Regions from separate parts of the Homo sapiens genome. Here region 2 is linked to region 1. The links are chromatin contacts, found by Hi-C or POLR2A ChIA-PET in ENCODE. All regions are on one chromosome and are shown on one strand. The core of a region is the stretch at or near the end of the contact, and the rest is flanking DNA. Distances in the headings are between cores, read along the strand shown. Region 1 overlaps LOC101927421 (a long non-coding RNA gene). Region 2 overlaps LOC124901056 (a long non-coding RNA gene).

Region 1 (4,633 bases), core at 539-3,038:
CTTAATTATACTGCGTGACTCTGTGTTTGATATGAAATAGCAATGTCTGGGAAGTGAACTTAATCTCTACAGATTTAGGACGATTGCCAAAAAGATTCATTGATTTTTTTTTCTTTTGCAGAGCGCAATCTTTTATTGTATAAATGTCAGAAGCTTCAAATTATTAGGAAATGTGTCAAGAAGCTCAAGGTATAATAACATTCTTTAGAGAGCTTGATTCTGAAGACAGTGCAATGAAATGTTCAAAAAGAAAACATGTCTTATGTTCTTAGAGAATAAAGCTCTGGGATTCATTTTAATTTGTCATTTTGAACAGGATGAGGCCTCCACTGGGTCCTTTGATGTGAAAACCCTGGGGATGATATACAGCTATTCCTCGGTCACCCCAGTGTCTTTATAAGCTCCAGATTGCAGAGATGTCAGCAGTCCTGCGAAAGATGATACTGACTTGGGATTTGAGGCTTCAGGGCTGAACTGTAAAAAATCACTGGGATTTGTCCAGGTGATGTCCTGAAGAGCAGGTCATGAAAAGAAGGAGACAATATTATGAGCTGTGTCACCCAGCTCAGAGAGAGCTTCTAGTTGTCCTAAAATCAAGGTGAAATCCTTATCATGAAGCAGTGTATTACTTACTATTTTATTGTAGTAATAGATAACCTACTCAAACCTGCTTAAATAACAAAGAGAATATAGTGGTTCACTTTTCTGAAAAGTTCAGAAGTTGGGTGGGCTTCAGGCATGTGGGATTCATAGATCAATGATATCATGAGAGTCTGAGCTCCATTTCTCATTGTTGTGCTCTACCCTGTGAGTCGGGTTTATTCCTGGCCTAGCTCCTCTGGCCTTATATTCTTACTCTCAACCCCATTGTTTGTCTAAACACCTCAAGGAAAAGTCTGAAGGTAATGCAGATTTGACTATCTCTTTTGTCAGAGAGCCCAGAGTCTCTGATTGGCTTAGCCTCATTCACCCTCTCCAGCTATGGAGCCTGATGGATGCCCACATGGAAATCAGGGCTGTTAGGAAGAGGGCAAGGGATGGCTGTGAGGCAGCCAAAGCAGAATGTTCAGAGATGGGCATGCTCTTCTTTCTGGAAAAGTAAAGTTGCCTCAAAGGCCAGAAGGCACAGATTCTATTGCATACCTCTGCACATCACTGTATTAACATATTTAAACTTGGCTGAACTCTCATTAATCAGTCTCTACTAGTTATTCAGTTTATCTTTCAAGGCTTCATAGCATCAGTTCATCTGAACTTTCCAGATCAGACTTCTGCTATTGCTCAGCTGTAATCCTACTGATATGGATTAGGTGTGTATCCACACCCAAATCTCATGTTCCATTGTAATCCCCAATGTTGGAGAGGGGGTCTGGTGGGAGGTGGTTGGATCACGGGGGCAGATTTCTCATGAATGGTTTAGCGCCATCCTCTTGGTACTGTCATCCCAATAGTGAGTGAGTGCTCATGAGATCTGGTTGTTGAAACGTGTATAGCTCCGACCCCGTTGCTCCTGTGCTAGCCATGTGATGTGCCTGTTTCCCCTTCATCTTCTACCCTTATTGTAGTTTCCTGAGGCCTCCCCAGCAGCTGAGCAGATGCCAGCACCATGCTTCCTATACAAACTGCAGAACCAAGAGCCAATTAGACCTCCTTTCTTTATAAATTACCCAGTCTTTGGTATTTCTTTATAGCAGTGCAAGAATGGCCTAATACACCTACATTCTGACTGGGCTATTCTTATCCTACCTCCATGCCTTTGCTCTTACTCACTCTTCCCCCATTCTTATTTGTTTTTCTCTGACTAATCACATCTGACTCAGCCCTGAAGGTTTATTGGAGGAGGCATATTATAGTGATTTAGAGTGTAGGTGCTGGAGTGAGACTGCGTAGGTTCAGATTTAGCTCTATTGCTATGGAAATTTGCAAGTTACTAAGCCACAGTCAGCCATGATTTCCTTGAATTTAAAATGAGAATATAATGGTACCTAAGTCAAGTGTTGTTGTGAGCATTAAATGAGTTAATATGTATAAAAGAGTTAGGCCAATGCCTGGCACTTGGCAAGAAGTCAATAAACATTGGCTATTATTTTAATGCACCATGAAATCATTCCCCAACTAGCCCATGTCTTTCCTTCCTTTAAACTACTGTACTGTTTTGGCCTGAACTCCTCATTGCACTCTTGAACACTCGTTAATTTGAATGGCCAGATAACTTTATACGGATAGGAGGCTTCAATTAAATACTTCTTGTTTCTCTGCACAGAACATAGTTAAATGCCATAAACCTATATTGTAGATATCTAACAACTGTGCATTGAAGAAATGGAATGTGGCTGAGAGTACTCCTATGCATGTTCAAAAAGGATCAAAGCTGGCCAAAACTACCATGTAAGAAAAGCCACTGGAAATTAATCTCTTCAATCAAATATTGCTTTGTGTACAATTAAAATATTATGTCTCCAGAGCTAGTAAAATGCTGACCCGTTTAAACCCATATAATTCAGGTTTAAAACCTTCATTCTTTAGTCAGACTAGATTTACTGAGAACTATGTCGGTTCCTCCCCTCTAGCATATTCCCAGGCAGTTTACTAGGTGCAGGGAATATGGTAGTGAATAATACAATCTCAGACCTAACAGAGAAAGTGAACATTAACTATTACAGGTATGAAGAACTATAAAGGAAATGTACAGAACCTATGTACTGAACAGACATGGGGTTTATCAGTTTGGGAAACAGCACATGCTCCCTTCATTCCCTTGGCATATAGATGGATGTGTGCATTATTTCTGCACAGACGGGGCTGTTATATGTACCCTATATATAGATAGTAATATCTTATATCTGTAGAATGCTGTACACTTTCTATATTACTTCCTTATTTCTCATTTGTTACTCTTCATTATGTTGTCAAGAAGTAAAGATATTGTTCTGTCCCAATGAAAAGCTGAGCGGACTGAAGTGCAGAGGGGTTCAATGCTATTTTCAAGATCAGAGACTGGGAGACGGTTGGAGCTGTGGGTGGGCTTTAGACTGCTGACTTCATGCTCAGTCATCTCTCCATTGTACTCCCCTTTGTGTCCTTCCCCCATCTCTTCCACTATCAGCTGCTGATTATGTGTGTTTGGTGAGGAAAAAGTGGTAAATAGAGCAAGTGTGGCAAATAATAATACCTTTTGGAATTATCCAATTGGACATAAAAAGGGAGCAGGCTTAGAACTCTGTAGCTGGATTCTTTAGTACAGAGGACATCATTGCAATTTCCTTACCTTGTTTTGGGAGTTGAAAAACATTGCCTAAAATTTATAAATTTTTGTTCATTGCAGTTCCAAGAACAGGAAGGACATTTATTGTCATAACATCAGTTTGTTGTAAATGATATTCATCGACCTAGATTTCTCTTCTATCTTTTACATGCTAACCCCTATTCATCCTTAGAGGCAGTTTAACTGTGACATCCTTCAGGAATCATTCCTGATAATTTTTAAAGTCCCCTTTCTCCTCTGCTAAGTGATATGCTCCACTGCTGAGCTCATACATTATCTGGGCTTACTTCTCCATCGTCCTAAAGAAGCATGAGTTCCTCAAAGCAGAATCTGTGCCTCATCCACCTTTGTATCATTAATGTCTAGTACAGTACCTGGCACAGAGTAGTTCCTTGAATAGTTAATGAATGGACGATGTTCTATCTGCAAAACTCTGAAAGATGCATAGTTTGGCATTTCACTAGATCCTGAATCACATCATCTTTTGTCTCAGCTCCTCAAGATTGGCTAATAACACCTTATTGAAAAAATATATGAATTAGCAAGGGAAAACTGAATGTGTCATGCCAGAGTGGTAGCATACTTCCAGTACTTCCATCTCACCACATCTTTCAGAAAATAACACATGATTCTGTTGCTGTCACCAGTGTACAAACTGCTGCTTAGTAGGGTTTTTACACAAATGAAGAAGCAATACAATTCAAAAGTCGTAAGTATAATGGCTCATTACAATCAGCTGTGAACTAAAACAGGAACAAAACTTGTTGCACTAACTTTTGCGATCAAATTTTAGAAGGTTTTGGAAAGAGGGGTGGGGGAAGTGGGGACAGGGAAAGACAAAAGGGGAGTAGAGAGAGATGAGAGGAGGCAAGGGAGCAAAGAAAGGGGGAAGGGACAGAAAGAGCAGAGAAAGAGAGACAGAATGAGACAGTGCCATTCAAATAACTTTAAAAAGTTTAGCTCCCAAGCTATATTCTTGGACTCCAGGAGAAAAATTAATTGCAAGGAAATTGTTCAAAATTCAAGTGTACATAACCCTTTTACCTACAGGAAATTAATAGTTGCCTTACCTATGGACTAAAGCCAGAAGTTGAGGAATAAGAATAGTTTGAGATTATACACAGGCCTACAAAAAGAGCTAGATGGGAAGTCAGGATATGTGGGTTTCAGGTATGACTTCATGGCTCTATTACTCTTTCTTTGTAATGAGAAAAAAGAATTTTGGGTTTTGGTCTAGGTGCCTCAAAGGCCTCTTCTAGTTTTAAAATGTCATGTTAGAGAAAAAATATTTTTATAGGAGTATAAAATTTACAAAAATAGGTAACATATGCTATGGACAAAGAGAATTCAGATTATGATAAAACAGAG
Region 2 (4,633 bases), core at 1,036-3,535, 210 kb after region 1:
AATTTCACCATTTGTTTACTATAAAACTGTTTTAATACTATCAGTTCTACTTTTTTCCATGAAAATTGATCCTTGAGAAGGTAATTTCAGTAATAAAAACTACAAGGTTAATAAGTAGAGAAAAAAAATAAGCAGAAAACGTGACTTGAAGGAAGTAAAAAACACAAAGAAGAAATAAGAGTTAATTTATTGTTCAGCCACTTTTTGTTAACTCAACCATTATTTCGGCCAGGTGCGGTGGCTCACGCCAGTAATCCTAGCACTTTGGGAAGCTGAGGTGGGCAGATCACAAGGTCAGGAGTTTGAGACCAGCCTGGCTAATATCGTGAAACCTCGTCTCTACTAAAAATACAAAAATTAGCTGGGCGTGCTGGCACACACCTGTAGTCCCAGCTACTTGGGAGGCTGAGGCAGGAGAATCGCTTGAACCTGGGAAGCAGAGGTTGCAGTGAGCCAAGATCATGCCACTGCACTCCAGCCTGGGTGACAGGCGGGAGACTCCGTCTCAAACTAAATAAATAAATAAATAAAAATAAATAAAATAAAATAATTATTTCAACAAATATTTCAGGGCATGTGTGCCAGAGGACTATTTTAGGCACTCGGATGAACTAGGGAGGAAGAACTAAGGAGACAGAGTCCTTGCTCTCGTGGAGCTTTTAATATTGAAGACGAGACATTCTTTATACTTATTTTTTCTTAGTAACTCAGTAAAAAATCCATGGGATAAGAAATTCTGCTTGAGACTTAGAAGGTAAAATTGACCATGGGAAATTAAGCCACATATATCATTTTGTATTTAACATTCAGTAGGTACATGTTGTAAAAGGTGCTATAGACACTTTTTGGAGTTTGAGAAGACACAGGACCTGCTCTTAAGGAACTCTAATTTAAAATGGGAAGCAGAACAAAAACATATTTTAATGTGCTTATACACATAGATGGATTAAAAAGTTTTGACTAAATTTGTGTGTTTTTTAAAAATTTAAATCAACCAAGTAACCAGGTAATGAATGCATAGCAACAGATACATTAAATCCGAACAGTTTAATGGGTTTTAGTTGAGAACTGAGCTGGAGCAACATACGTAGGATTCAACTAATTCAGAAAACTTAAAGGGCCCGAGGCTAGATTGTATTTATTTTCCTTTTTGTTTTTCCAGGATTAAAGGGTACACAGCATTTTTTTTCTAAATCTGGAAAAGATATCATTTATCTAATCTTAGGAAATTGTGCTGAATTTGGGGGAAGTTTTATCCCAAAGTCTAAACATAGAGCTTTAAGCACATACATAGGCATTCATTAACACAAAATTGAATTCAGGAGAAATGTGATGAGAACCTGACATGTGTCAAGCCTTTCTGCTGTATGCTAAATATTTATGATAAATGTCATAGCAGCTGTCTTCAAACATAAAAAGCAAACATCAGAGCAGTGTAAGCCTAAAGGGTTAGGCAGGTCAAGGTCAACGGGCTGAACAGAATATGGTGAGTGGCTCTTGGGTATTCTTCCATCTACAAGGAGAGATTATACCAGGAAAAGGTAACCTCTACTGCACCAGCAGCTCCTTCCACTAGCCACTGGGGAATTAAAATAAAAGGTAAAGAAGGCCTTCTTTTGGATCCACAGCAGTAACAACAGCAATACCAATAATTAACGCAAGCTATTGTTTGTTGAGGGCTAACCTTGTTCCTCATTCCCTTTGTTAATGGCTTACGTTCATGAACTTCTTTAATCTTAAAAAGAGCCCTGCAAAAGTAGATATTACCACTATCTCCATTTCATATGTGAGGACACAGACAGAGAGTAGCCATTTGCTCAAGATTGCCAAGCCAAGAAGGGTTCCATGAGTGTTTAAACCTAGAAGTAAGTCTGAAGCTTAGCCCCTTATTCATGGCACTAAATTTCCAGGGACTTGACTGATGCTCTGGCATTTTTGGTGGTTTGGAGGGAGGGAGGCAGTGATTCATCACTCTTTACCCAGCCCGTTGTTTTCCCCGGGTTTTGCAAGAGATCATGTTTAAGGTCAACTGGTTATCACCTGCCTAGACGCTAGTGATTTACAATTATTTCTTTATTAAGAAAATGCTTGGTGTGTGAGTGGTCTCTCTCTGAAAAAATGCCAACAGGAAGGCCTTGTCAGATTTTTGGCAGATACACATTTAAACACATAAAAACAAGTTTAAACACTATCATTTATGCATAATTCTTTCTTGGCATCATCTCTCACTTGCCACAATTTGCAGCCAGAAAACACTTATTTCTACTTTTCTTACTCTAGAAATAATCCAGCCTTAAGTGGATCTAATTCCTTCCCAGAAGAGAAACAGCCTTGTCAGGACTTGGTTGTGTGTGCTGTGTTTGAGGCATCAAGGTTTCCATTTACGGCACAGCTGCACGGACTCCGAAAGCTGGTGCTGAGCCAGAGCTCTGTACCCACTGAGATCTGTAGTCTGGAATGATAAACACACAGCTGCCTGTGGCGAGGGCCACAGGCATAATAGATGGCCACATCTCAACCAGAGTCAAGCGAAGCCTACACAAATCATTAATCCAACTGCTTATATGTTAAATATCACAAACTGTGTACGAAATGGTGAGCTATCTCAGTGGAAGGAGGGGAAAATGGCAGAGGCAATTTAAGGAAACAGGAGAGTAAGTGGCTGTAAGTCCTCTGCAAAGTCCTGCTCTAGAGCTGATTTACTGCCACCAAGCCCTCTTGCTGCAAATAGTTCATAAAGCCTATGACCTGAGTACTTGCCCACGGGACCACAATAACATTTATCTAGCATAAATTAATGTGTTTCAACCACTAATTCAATTTGGCTGTCTCATTCTTCTGGTTTTGGCAAAGCCTAGCCTTGCTATAAAGTCACTCCGTGACTCACACGAATGGCTGTGTTTGTTAAGGAGTCACACACCACTAGGAACAAAGAGTGCTGTTAGTTGAGTAGTCATAAAATATACCTCCCGAGCACATTTGGAGCTGTGCTAATTGAAACTTCCTCTTTAGAGGAGCCTGATCAAAACCAGCTGTAGGAGTCAAGCAGGAACAGATTTCAACATTACATTAAAAGCCCAACAAATTCAGTAAGAGCAGCCTCTGAGAGAAGAGGGCATTCCAGCCTGAACAAATGCTCTAATTGCCTCCTGACATGCTGCAAAGAAAGCTTGTGACCTGAGCCTGGAGAGCTGTGGAGAGAAACTTCTCCATAAGATTTGAAAAAAAGCAACCTCTAGGGCAGTTCTCCTCATAAAATTCCAGATCTGCCAACATTCTCAAGTAACACATGTGAAAACCCACAAAAGCTGAGTGAATTTAGGCAAATGAAGTGATATATTGTTCTGAAAGGGGAAAAACAGAGCTTAAGTATTTTCAATGGTAATATGACCTTTTATGGACATCCCTTTAGTATTGAAAACAAAAACAAAACCTCCAACTCACAGAGGAACAAACAAAATACAAATAAGAAGCAAAAGCCTGGATGAATCGCAAAGAAAAGACACAGAGTGTATTTAAAGACAAAAAATGAGAGCTGTCTCTTCCTCTTTGGCGGCTTGTGAATTTCCTATTCCAAGACATAAGGGCTGCACTCTGCCAATGTGTATAAAATCAAATGCATCCATAGGTTCGCTGAAAATGTGGAATAATCATGCATTTTCTGTGTTTGCTTTACTTGAGGGTGGTTTAGCCATTTGTAAAGGAAGCAGTCATTGATATATAAATATAAATAGCAAATCTATCCATCAAATATGTGCATTGTATTTAATTTAGATGAGTGGAATGCCTGGAAATGTTACAAGCAAGTTTTGCATTATAACACCTTTAAGTAGCATATAAATTAGAAAGGATTGCTGATCTTTATAATTTATTTACTCATCAATTTAATGGAGTATCTAATTTTGGAGCTATGTCACACTGATTCTTAAAGATACAGGGTGGGGGAGGTTTATTTACATAGATATAGAAAGGACCATTATGTTTTATGTCATAAAAGAGTGAGTGACTTATATGTAGTATATGAATTATAATGATTATTCTGGAGGATCTAATTATAGTCTCACAAATAATAACCATGAAAGATGAAAGATGCTCCATTTTTGTCCTTTTTTGGGGACTGTGTTAAGAGGCTAACCTGTCCTTTCTCCTTTTTGTTTCTTTTATCCCAACAGAAGGTATTAAACTAGTAATAACTCACTGGGTTAAACGCAAAACAAAAACAAAAGCACCCACACAAAAGAAGAAATTATATGGTTACATAGTCATGTAACTCCCTGTTTCATTTTTATGTTAAAAGCTTGCATTTAGAGTTTAACAGACTGGCATAAAATGTGGCCTTCGGTGCATGTGATGTGGTCTTCTGAATTTGTGAACATACCAGTGGAAAGTATTTCTGTTGCTGCTTTAGTATTCATCTGGCTTGTCAGATCCTGAATCATTCTCAATGCATAATGCAATTCACATTCCAATGCTATGCCCTTGATTTTATTTATCTTGCTTATCCAAGTACTATAGACATTAGGGAGTATTAAATATAGTGATCTTAAACTGGATAGAGAAAGTTGAAGAGTTGGAAAAAAATTTCAAAAGATAATTCAAAATTAAGTGATGAAAAAAAAAACATGTAAAATAT

The links. A loop is a pair of places that touch in the nucleus more often than their neighbours do. ChIA-PET counts read pairs that join two places held with the same protein, here RNA polymerase II (POLR2A). Pooled maps may share reads with other maps.
Region 2: a loop to region 1 is called in a pooled map, with 2.6 times the contacts of the local background. The contact joins two enhancer-like sites. A Hi-C loop is called at or near these places in 1 of 168 maps with a recorded cell type or tissue (endothelial cell of umbilical vein) and 1 of 50 pooled maps. POLR2A ChIA-PET finds 5 or more read pairs at or near these places in 3 of 52 experiments (H1, WTC11 and activated CD4-positive, alpha-beta T cell).

The regions. Positions count from the first base shown.
Region 1 is chr5:125,275,908-125,280,540 of GRCh38, forward strand. All of the region lies in intron 4 of LOC101927421 (a long non-coding RNA gene), which reads left to right. Among named protein-coding and RNA genes, the nearest start is that of LINC02240, 220 kb to the right of the region's middle. Within about 2 kb of position 1,789, at least 2 of the 41 ENCODE cell types and tissues checked have a DNase peak (open chromatin) inside an H3K27ac peak, as active enhancers do; they include endothelial cell of umbilical vein, where a contact is called at or near this core.
Region 2 is chr5:125,482,431-125,487,063 of GRCh38, forward strand. All of the region lies in intron 8 of LOC124901056 (a long non-coding RNA gene), which reads right to left. Among named protein-coding and RNA genes, the nearest start is that of LINC02240, 8.5 kb to the right of the region's middle. Within about 2 kb of position 2,286, at least 26 of the 41 ENCODE cell types and tissues checked have a DNase peak (open chromatin) inside an H3K27ac peak, as active enhancers do; they include endothelial cell of umbilical vein, where a contact is called at or near this core.